2 separate regions of the Homo sapiens genome follow, and region 1 is linked to region 2. A link is a contact called in ENCODE Hi-C or POLR2A ChIA-PET data. All regions are on one chromosome and are shown on one strand. The core of a region is the stretch at or near the end of the contact, and the rest is flanking DNA. Distances in the headings are between cores, read along the strand shown.

The links. Hi-C counts contacts between places; a loop is a spot of excess contacts on that map. ChIA-PET counts read pairs that join two places held with the same protein, here RNA polymerase II (POLR2A). Pooled maps may share reads with other maps.
Region 1: a map of mammary epithelial cell shows a loop between it and region 2 (21-fold over the local background). The contact joins the enhancer-like site here to the promoter of CASC18 in region 2. A Hi-C loop is called at or near these places in 1 of 168 maps with a recorded cell type or tissue (mammary epithelial cell) and 1 of 50 pooled maps. POLR2A ChIA-PET finds 5 or more read pairs at or near these places in 1 of 52 experiments (activated T-cell).

The regions. Positions count from the first base shown.
Region 1 is chr12:105,655,582-105,661,111 of GRCh38, forward strand. No RefSeq gene overlaps it. Among named protein-coding and RNA genes, the nearest start is that of CASC18, 46 kb to the right of the region's middle. Within about 2 kb of position 4,135, at least 5 of the 41 ENCODE cell types and tissues checked have a DNase peak (open chromatin) inside an H3K27ac peak, as active enhancers do; they include mammary epithelial cell, where a contact is called at or near this core.
Region 2 is chr12:105,701,720-105,707,109 of GRCh38, forward strand. It overlaps CASC18 (cancer susceptibility 18), which reads left to right and starts at 2,484. Exons shown (of 5, transcript NR_110109.1): 1 at 2,484-2,537. It overlaps LOC105369959 (a long non-coding RNA gene), which reads right to left. Exons shown (of 3, transcript XR_945309.3): 2 at 5,046-5,117; 3 at 3,397-3,847.

The DNA of each region.
Region 1 (5,530 bases), core at 2,885-5,384, 44 kb before region 2:
CAGCCAGAAAAGGTAGTGGTGAGGATGAGGGGAATTTAGAAAGGTGGTAGAGGAGGACAAAACTTCTCAAGGTGATGGTAGGGCTCTAATTTCAGCCCAAGTTGTTTGAAAGTCTATGTTAATCATCTTGGCGCTGCCTGTTTAGTTAGTTTCCTGATTTTTCCCCAAGTTTCACTGAGGTATAATTGACATAATACAACAAACTGCATATTATTCAAGGGAACAAAGAAAAAAATAAACAAACCCATAGCTACATAAGTTTCCTTGTCCCTCTTTGTAGGCCCTCCACACTCATCCCCCCTTTCCCAAGCAATCACTGATCTGTTTTCTGCCATTATACATTAGTTCACATTGTTTCAAATTTTATATAAATGAAATCATACAGTATATACTCCTGTTGTCTGTTTTCTTTCACTCAGTATAATTAATTCATGTTGGAGGGTGTGTCAGTAGTTCCTTCATTTTTATTGCTAAGTAGTACATTCCATTGTATGGCTATACCAATATTCACTTATCTGTTCACCTGTTGATGAACATTTTAAGTTGTTCCCAGTTTTTGGATATTACAAATTGTATTAGTCTGTTCTCACACTGCTATAAAGAACTATCTGAGACTGGGTAATTTATGAAGAAAAGGAGTTTAATTGACTCACAGTTACACAGATTGTATGGGAAGCATGGTTGGGAGGCCTCAGGAAACTTACAATCATGGCAGAAGGCAAAGGAGAAGCAAACACATCTTACCATGGTGGAGCAGGAGACAGAGATTATGAAGAAGAGTGTGATACACACTTTCAAAACAACCAGATCTTATGAGAACTCTATTACAAGAACAGCAAGGGCGAAGTCTGCCCTTATGATTCAATCACCTCCCACCAGGTTCCTCACCAACACTAGGGATTACAATTCAACATGTGATTTGGGTGGGGACACAGAACCAAACCATATCACAAATAAAGCTGTTATGAACATTTGTATACAAGACATTTCATAGACATATATTTGTATTTCTCTTGGATTAATCCGTCTTGGCAAACACGGTGAAATCCCGTCTCTACTAAAAATACAAAAAATTAGCTGGGTGTGGTGGCGGGCGCCTGTAGTCCCAGCTACTCGGGAGGCTGAGGCAGGAGAATGGTGTGAACCTGGGAGGCAGAGCTTGCAGTGAGCTGAGATCATGCCACTGCACCCCAGCCTTGGAGACAGAGCGAGACTCCGTCTCAAAATATATATATATATATATATATATGTGTGTGTGTGTGTGTGTGTGTGTGTGTGTCTATATACATAAGCAAAATTGTATGGTAAGTGTGTGCTTAATATTTAAGAAATTGCCAAGCTGTTTTCTAAAGTGGCTTAAAATGCACTAACATGTCATTTCTTTGCTCATGCTGCATGTTTATTATGGCTTGAAGGGAGGCTCTGCCCAAGGACCTAGCTAATAGAGCAACTACCATTTTAAACATTCCTAGTTGCCATGACAGAGTTCTGCCTTTTCCAGAATGTCATAGAGTTGGACTCGTACAGCATGTAGACTTTCCAGATTGGCTTCTTTCAGTTAGTAATATACATCTAAATTTTATCCATGTCTTTTCATGGCTTGATAGCTCATTTCTTTTCAGTGTTGAATAACATTCCATTGTCTGGATGGATGACAGTTTATCCATTCACCCACTGAAGACATCTTGGTTGCTTCTGGGTTTTGACAATTATGAATAAAGCAAATATAAACATACCTGTGCATGTTTTTGTGTGGACATAATTTTTTTATTCATTTAGGTAAATATCAAAGAGATAATTTCTGGGTTGTATAGTGAGAGTGTAGTTAGTTTTGGAAGAAACTGATATGGTTAGGCTTTGTGTCCCCACCCCAATCTCATCTTGAATTGTAATCCCCATAATCCCCATGTGTCAAGGGAGAGACCAGGTGGAGGTAATTAAATCATGGGGCAGTTTTCCCCATGCTGTTCTCATGATAGTGAGTGAGTTCTCACGAGATCTGATGGTTTTATAAGGGGCTCTTCCCCCTTGGCTCAGCACTTCTCCTTCCTGCTGCCTTGTGAAGAAGGTGCCTTGCTTTCCCTTCACCTTCCGCCATGATTGTAAGTTTCCTGTGGCCTCCCAAGCCATGCAGAGCTGTTATACCTCTTTCCTTAATTAAACCTCTTTCCTTCATAAATTACCCAGTCTCAGGCAGTTTTTATGGCAGTGTGAGAACAGACTAATACACTGCCTAACTGTTTTCCAAAGTAGCTATACCATTTTGCATTTTCACCAGCAATGAATTAGAGTTTCTCCTGCTCCATGTGCATGTAACTCGGTGTCTTCATCTGTAAAACGAAGATAGGCATAGCTGCCCCTCCTTTCAAGGATGAAATGAATTAGTATGTGGCAAATGGTGCTCTGGCAGTACAGGCTAGTGCTGCTTTTGCTATCCCCATATGACAGGTGAGGAAATTAAAGGTTGAGGATCTATTTTGAGGATCGTAAGGTAGGGATGGGTCAGTTTGAGGTAAAAGGGTAAGGACTGAAGGAATATTTGATTTGGATGAGCAGAAGCAATGGAGAGATCTCCAAATTGCTAGACAAGGATAAGATGGCAGAAAATAGCCTGGGGGAACTCAGTAGTAAAAGGTAAGTGTAGTGAGGATGGAGTTCCAAAAATAATTTTTTGTCTATTTTTTTTTTCCTGTGGAGGCATCCATGCAGCTTGCTTTTTGCTGATAATCGTGAAGCGTGTTATCTCCTGGGGAGATAAATGGGGAATGGAGTCCCCCAAGCACAAATGTTCGGTCACAGTCTATTTTAGTTAAGGTTAGAACTGCAACCTGGTGAAAATCCAAGATTGGTTTGTGGAAAAAAGTTTCTTTTTTGCTTTCCTTTAAGAGCTAATTTCTATAAACAAAGTTTTCCAGGCAGGAAGAGGAAACTGAGTTCCAGTAAAAACAAGCCACTTGAGGAGAGCCAGGAAGGAAGCCTTGTGGGTGTTTGGGGCTACTAGCTTTTGTTCTGGATGGTCTTTTAGTCCACCGAGTGTGGCCAGAGAATTTAATTTTAACTTTGGAATGAAGCTGAGAAGGATCCTGTGGGCTTCTAGAGCCTTCACATTGGTGCCTTCTGATGGAGAGGGCATCCTGTTGTGCCTGAAGCCTCCACGTGTTTGCTATTCATGCCACCTGAGGAATTGCAAGCCCTTTTTAGTATCTGGCTTTCGTATAATGTTCCATTTCTTTTTAAAGTATTTGGTGATTGTTGTCTCCAAGGATCCATCACAACCATGCTGAGGTAGGCAGGCCAAGAGTCCTTATTCCCACTTCACAGATGAGAAAACAGTTTCTCAGAGAATACATTTCCTGCCTAAGGTCACACGACTGACAAGTGGTAGTGTTAAAGTTGAACTCGGAGCTTAATATTACACCCCACTGGATGTGGAGGTGTGGGTTTGTGGGGTTGGAGGAGTGCAGCTGTAAGGAGTGAGGATAGACTATAAAAGATTTGAAAACAGAGGCTCATATTTTCTGCACCGTTGAATCCCTGCTGCCTGGCCTGTGCCTGGCTTACACAGGAGGTCTCAGATATTTGTTAAAATTGATTAAAAGGAAACCACCAGGAGTCAGGATTGGCTTCAGACCAGGGAAGGACTGAGCCTTTATGTAGCAGGAACAGTAGTCCCCACTGGGGAGAAAGGGTAGGGGAATTACTTGGGGAGTCTGATGCACAGTAAGTAAGATTTTAATAAAAGACTGCCCAAGAAATGTGCTTTTAAACTGTATGGTGCAATGGCAACAAAATATATTTGCTTTCATTTATTTCAGTCATAGAGGAAGTAACACAGACACCTTTCTGTGCCTCCACGTTGCCTCAACATGTTGCCAAACAGCAGGCCTTCAGAGCCCAGCCCTTTTGTGTCTGTAATACCTGCCCCATCCTGTGTTCCCTCCTGCCTGATACCCTGTTTGCTCCAGGGACATGGTCATCTTCCTCCCCCACATGAAGCTTGTTGGAGCTAGTGGCTCCCCCATCATTGTGGTAGGGAGGCAAGAGGACTTTGCAGTCAAGTAGCCTTGGGGCTGTAGTGTCTCTTGACAAAGATCAAGGTTTTCCACATCCATCCCAGGCTTGACAGCAGCTCTCCCCTCCTTTGCCCTCTGCCATGGCCCAAACCACAGGCCCAGGTGTGCAGTCTGGATGAATCATATTTGGCTCCTTGAAGAACAAGTAGGGAAAACAGTCTGCTCTCAGGATGCTGAGAAAGAGAGACCTGAAAGCCCTTATTAGGTGTGGCCTCCCAGGCAGTATCTAAGGGCTGTGAAAGAGGACGCTTTGTTCTTCTTCCCCCTCCACCCCAGCCTCTGGCAGACTGGTCTCTGCTCTTTGACATGAAGGGATGCCAGATTCTCAGCTGCCTTGTGCAGCTGCCAGACCTTCACTAAAGAATATAGCTGCTGTTTCTGCAAGTGCAAGTGGTTTAGATTGCTGAGAAGACTCCTTTTGGTTTTGAATATTTAGCCTGGCTTGGGGAGATCCTAACCTAGTGAGTGTGTCTGTTATGCCGAATAAATACAAATAAATAATGACAGTAATAATAATGGTAATAGCAACACAGCAGTGAGCTTTAATTGAACAATTACTAAGTGCCAGACACTATTTTAATTGCTTGCATTCATTATTTTGCTGAGTCCTCACAACAAGGTAAGGTAGGTATGACAATTGCATTTTAAGATGAAAAACTTGAGACTCAGAGTTTACATAATTTTCCCAGGGATAAAGTATGTGTCTTAGTCCATTTGGTGTTGCTATAACAGAATACCACAGACTGGATAATTTGTAAAGACCAGAAACTTATTCTCTCACAGTTCTGGAGGCTGAGAAGTCCATGATCAAGTCCCCTGCATTTAATGGGGACTTTCTTGCTGTGTCATCTCATGGTGGAAGATAGAAGGGTCAAAAAGGGGTGAACTCTGTGTCCTCACATGGCAGAAGAGCAAGGGAGAGAGAACCCCACTGTCGCAAGCCCTTTTTATGGCAGCATTAATCCATTCATGTGGTTGGAGCCCCCATGACCTAAACAGCTCTGCAAAAGCCTCACCTTTATATACTGTTGCACTGGGGATTAAGTTTCCAACACATGAAATTTGGGAACACATTCAGACCATACCAGCTTGTGATAGCAAGTACATGATGAAAACTGGGTTCCATTGCAGGCCATTCTGACCCCAAGTTCAGCCTTGTAACCACTATGCCCGATGACTTCTTTCATGTGCTGAGCTGGGGGTGACTTCATTCGTGTATGTGGATATTACATGATGGCCTTTGCTGCTGTGTTTCTTCCCCTAGATGGAATTCAGTGAAGCAGCTTTGCGGGAGAATGTACACTCCTCCACCACCCCTCCCACAGACCTGCCTGCAAGGTCTATGAACCTTCATCCATGTGCTTTGGGAGCCTCTCACCTCACCTCCTGCTGTCATTATACCCCCTAGTCCCTTCTGTCCTCACTGACCTCCTCATTCTTCCTCAAACACATCAAGC
Region 2 (5,390 bases), core at 1,234-3,733:
CTCTGTATACTTTGTGTATGGAAAGAATGTAGCATCCAGCTAATAACTGGTTCAGTGATTGTGATTGGAATAGCCATCTGTTAGTGTAGTTGGGTATTCCAAGAGATAACAGGATGAGTGAAGACTGTCCTGGCCTTCTAGGGAGCCTCATGCAATATGGTGGCGAGAAGCCCAGGTCTTGAAGCAGAGGGACATGTGGTTAATTCCTGGAGGTATAATCTTGGGAAAATCACTTAACCAACATGAGCCTCAGTTTTCTCATATGAAGGATGAGACCTACCTCGCAGAGTTTTGGTAGGGCTTAAATGTGACCATGACTCTATAGCAACTGTATAATGTGGGTGCACCAGCAACAATGAATTAATTGTTGGTGGTATCATGTATAGGAATGTCTAGTCAGAGGAAGAGAGTTCTAAGGCTGTAGTTGCTGCTGAAGACACATAGTAAATAGGGGTTCTGCTGTTTCAAAAAAAATTCTAAAAGGGAGAAATGGGCTAAATTTATCAAGCATGCTTAAAAACAACCTGACTCATAAATTGGCTAGACCAATTTTCTACAAAAGATTCCCAGGATCATAGGCATTGGTATCACCTGCTGCACTTTTTCAAGATGTAGACTCCTGAGCCAAGCCCTGTACCTACTGGGTCAGAAGCTCTCGACATGAGGCCTGAGAAGCTTTATTTTAACAGGTATGAAAGCCACTGAGTGTTGAGACTGTCTACCCTGTTCACTGCTGTATTCCCTGCACCTAGCAGAATGTCTGAGGAGCTCAGTAAATCCTGGGTGATTAAATGGACGAACAGATGAATCAATAACATGACTCTGACAAATAGGGCAGAGTAGGAGTTCTGATTTCTGCTCTTTCTTACATATGCCTTAGGCTGCAAGTTGCCTTCTCCTCTCTTCTTTTTCCTTTTAACGCTGTCCTTAGGGTCGTCATCACCTGATTTTACTGCAGAGACTTGGTGAGGCAGAAAAAGGTGAACCCCGGGCTTTTCCCTGCCTGAGAAGTCCCAACCTGTGAGCTAGATTTATATACAGCAGTGGATTGAGCAGTGCTTCTCAATCCTGGCTGCACTTTAGAATGACCTGAGGCTTGGCCCGCACCCTAGACAAATTAAATCAGAATAACTGGAATGGAGGTCCAGGTATTGAAATTTTTCAAAAGCTCCCAAGTGATTCTGTTTCATAGTGAAGTTGAGAACCACTGGCAAACCATAATATGGATACCTCTAAAAATCTTAGTGTTGAGTGCAAAAGGTGGTAAACGATTTATAGCACGTTACTACTTAAGGATATTAAACTTTAATATACACACAAAACCAAGTTCTGTGTTTTTTGGAGATAATCTAAGGACATATAAGAAATCCCAGGAAGGAAGACAGGAGAGGGAAATGGGAGGAAACAGGAGCGAGAATAGAGAATAAATGGGGAAATATAAAATAAAACAAGACAGCGAGATTACACAGACCTTAAAGACTAAAAAGCGTGGCTCCCAAACATCAAATCACCATAGTTAGTATGAACAGGGCAGTCATGTGTACTAGACACAGTGTAATTGGTTTACACACCTTATGTCTGTTAATCTTCATAACAACTCTGAGGTAGGTGTTACTATTTAGAGTCATTTTATAGAGGAGGAAACTAAGGCTTAACCAAGATCATACAACTAGTAAGTGACAGATTTGGGTATAAGCCCTGTCTACCTGGATGGAGTCCAGGCTCTGTTTGCTCCATTCATCACCTCTTTGAGTCCTCTCGAGCACCTGCTGGAAAGAAAATGTCCTCCTCCCCAAGCCCACGTCTCTGCTAGGCAGCTCAGGAACCACCAGCACATACTTCATCCCAGCCCTTGCCAAAGATGGGAATGAGAATGACCATCCAATGTTCTGTGCCCAATGCAGAAGAAAACCTACACATACAACCTTCCTGACCTGGAAACATCCAAAATCAGCCTCAGTTTCCTAATGAGCCTTTCCCTGCCTGAAAAGTCCCAACCCGTGAGCTAGATTTATATACAGCAGTGGATTGAGCAGTGCTTCCCAATCCTGGCTGAAGACGAGCAATGTTTGTTGGGTTCAAGGAATAGAAAAAAGCCTCGCATGGCTGGAATAGAAGAGGAAGATGGTGGGTGCTGCAGCAGAGAAGGCAGGGGCTCAGAGCTCTTCACTTCCCACCAGACATTCCTTTTCCCTTGGGGATGGACTGAGCATGTGGAAGATTTTCCATGCAACTTCATATCCACTGTTCACAACACCTGCCTCTGAGGACGTGATCTTCCTACCAATCTCAGGACCTTTCAAAATTAATTATAATAAAAATGTATTTATTGAGGCAGGCATAAATATTAGTCTCCATTTTCTTCAGAGAAAACAGAAGCATACAGCGGTAGCTTGAACAAAATTTCCCAACCAGAAAGGGATGAGGGAGGAGAGACCGGAAGTACAAGCTCCTCTTATCTGAGTTGCCGCCGTCTAGAGGTGAGCTGATTTTCTGACAGCCCCTTCTCCTCTCCTCACTGGATATCCAGTTTCCAGGTAGGTCCTTCCAGGTAGGCGCCCCCCTGACCTCAATGCGTGCTCCAGCTCTGGGGTGCATTCACAGGGGTAGGACATAGAAGGTAAACTCTGACCAGCTGCATGTGCAGCTACCTCTGCAGAAAAAATCAAGAGGCGCTGGAAGCCCTTCTCCCTTTGCTTAACAACATCTCCCCTGCTGCCCCACAGCAGTATCTGAAGTTCCCCTGTTGGCTTATGGAAATAAAGGCTTTTGTTAAAATATAAATCTGTAATCTGACGGGATGTGAAAAGATTAAGGGACGGGCTGCCCAAACTTTACTGTGCTTGACACTCAACTTATAAGTGTATTGGAAATGCAGATCTTAGGTTCTTATACCACAGATTCTGATTCAACAGGCACCAAATGGGGCCCAGGTAGCTGCAATTCCAACAAACACTTCAGGTGTTTCTGATGCTCGTGTTCTCTGAATCTCGTTTTGAGAAACACTGTGTGACTATGAACTCTTCAATTAGTTAATGAGACTTGGCCCAGAGGTCAATTTTGTCTATAATGAAGCAGAGAGGAGAAAGACACAGCTGCTCCCCCTCTGACTTGGTCTTTCTCTGTCCCGTTCAAAGCTGTGTTCATAGCTCAGGGCTTTAAGAGAGAGTGTTCAGAGCCCTAACTCAGAAGGACCGCCTGGAGACCTGCCAGGGTTTTGCCTAGACACACGTCACACCTTTACAGGGGTGGCGAAGGCTTGTGCTATCTCAAGACCTCACGCAGTACTTCTCAGTTTAATGGGCCCACTCAAGAGGTAAACGTGGAAAAAGAAAAGTTATATGCACACACACCCACACCCACACCCACACCCACACACACACACACACAGAGCAATAAAACAGGAGCAATTTATTCATAAGATTCTAAGTCATGAATTGTCTCTACTTACAAAATATTAGCCTATAAATTATGATTCTGCCAAGCTTCATTTTGAACAAACCCACAATCTCAGAAACATCAGCAGTTCAACTGCAGAGAGAGATGATGAGGTGGCTTGAGAAGAGTGACAGAAATGTCTCTGGATGGGATTCTGGACCTTCTGGGAGGAGGCTTCTTTGAAGGCCACCTGGCGATCGCGTGGTTTCTGATTCTCCCCGTAGTGATCGTGCCTTCCCAGGTACTGAATGGATCTCTTTGAGCTCTTTGCGTGGCCGATGTGTGAACTTTTGGCATGGCCAGTGTGTTCAGTGGGAGTGCTGGGGTTTACAATTGGAGGAAGGATACCGACTCCCTTTATGGCTGGAGCTTCTTGGGATTCCTAAGTGTCACCTTGGTCCACAAGTAGCTGTTAAAAATTAGAAAAAAGTCAGCTGTTTGTCTTCTCATTCTTCTACAGGGCTCCCAGAGATTAAGACAGCCGAGCCTTCCTCTCCCTGAAGGGCCCATCTCTTTCTGAAATTTAAATAATTTGGGCATTTAAAAAAATGTACAATTAAATTATTATTGACTACAGTCCTCGTTTTGTGCTATCAAATACTAGGCGTTATTCATCCGGAAAAGTGATACTTTGAATTGTGGTGATACAGTGTTTCAACAGATCCTTATATCCTTCCAAAGTCTTGAATGCTATTACAACAGGGCGTCACATGAGGGCGCTCTAGAGAATCCGCAAGAGCAAATTCCGTAGTAAATGGGGAGGAGGGAGTTGTTATTAATAGATTTTACTTTTTAGTTTGAGTTTCCTTAGTCTAGAAGGACTCACAGAATTCCCAACTGTGCTTGCATGCCTGCTGTGCCCAGCGTGTGAGTGTGAGTGTATGTGTGTGTGTATGTGTGTGTGTGATGCACGCATGGAGGGGTTAGGGAGGATGCAGGAATAGAAGTTGATGAGGGACAAAGGGGAGGGAAAATTAAAATGATGAGCTTCAGAAGTCACCTTCTTTACAATTTGAGAGGCAATGTTCTGCTCCTATCTCTTGAAATGTCCTCTATCTCTTCCTTTCAAGGGAAAAAACACCAGTTCCCACCCAAGAGTTCTCCAGGACAAGGGAGGCCCTGGAGAAATGCAGTCAGAGGCAAATGGGAACAGATAGCTGCTTGTCAGCGCAGGTGCATCTCTTCCAGTCCACTTTGGCTGAGACTAACCTGACCTTGCTGAGCCCTGGCCTTGCCGTCAGCTTGCGCTGACAACAGGAGACCAGGCCACACTCTCCTAGCAGCTGCCCAGGCGAGGCTCATGCCCCAGAAAAAGCAGCTCCAGTTACACATTAGTCACAGAAATAACAATGATCAAAGGGAGCCAAAGGCATGAAATGGCTTCATTTTCCCAATTTAATTATGGGACTGGAGGATCCATTTCAATCTGGAAGGAGCCTGATTTCAACTTGTTATAAAATGGTTGGATAAAGTGCTGTATATTATTTTTTGTTTCTACCCTCATCCCTCCTCCCCATCTGCAATACAAGTTTTCATAGGCTTTTGAGTCCTTTTCAGCCCCTCCCTGTAGACGCACGATAAGAAACATAAATATGCCCCTTTCTTACTTGAGTCCTACTCGTGATGCTGATGCGCCCAATTAGAGTCTGTAGTTAAGGCCCCTGGGATTGTTCTGGGCCCTGGAAAAGAATGGCAGCAGGTGAGTGATGAGAGGTCCTCCCCCTCAGGGCAAGTGCAATGGCCTCATTGAGAAAGTATTCAGCCATCTGTAAAAAGGGGCCTATGGCAGTGGGGTCAGATGACAATGCCCCACATGCTTTAGTGGTTAAGATGCTTCAGTGCTCAGATGCTTTAGTGGCTACAAGTTTTTTACTGGGCTGAGAAAGATGTGGATCAAAGCTGTGTTCCAGGTACATGTGATGGGCTTTCTATCCCCTGCCACACACACCCAC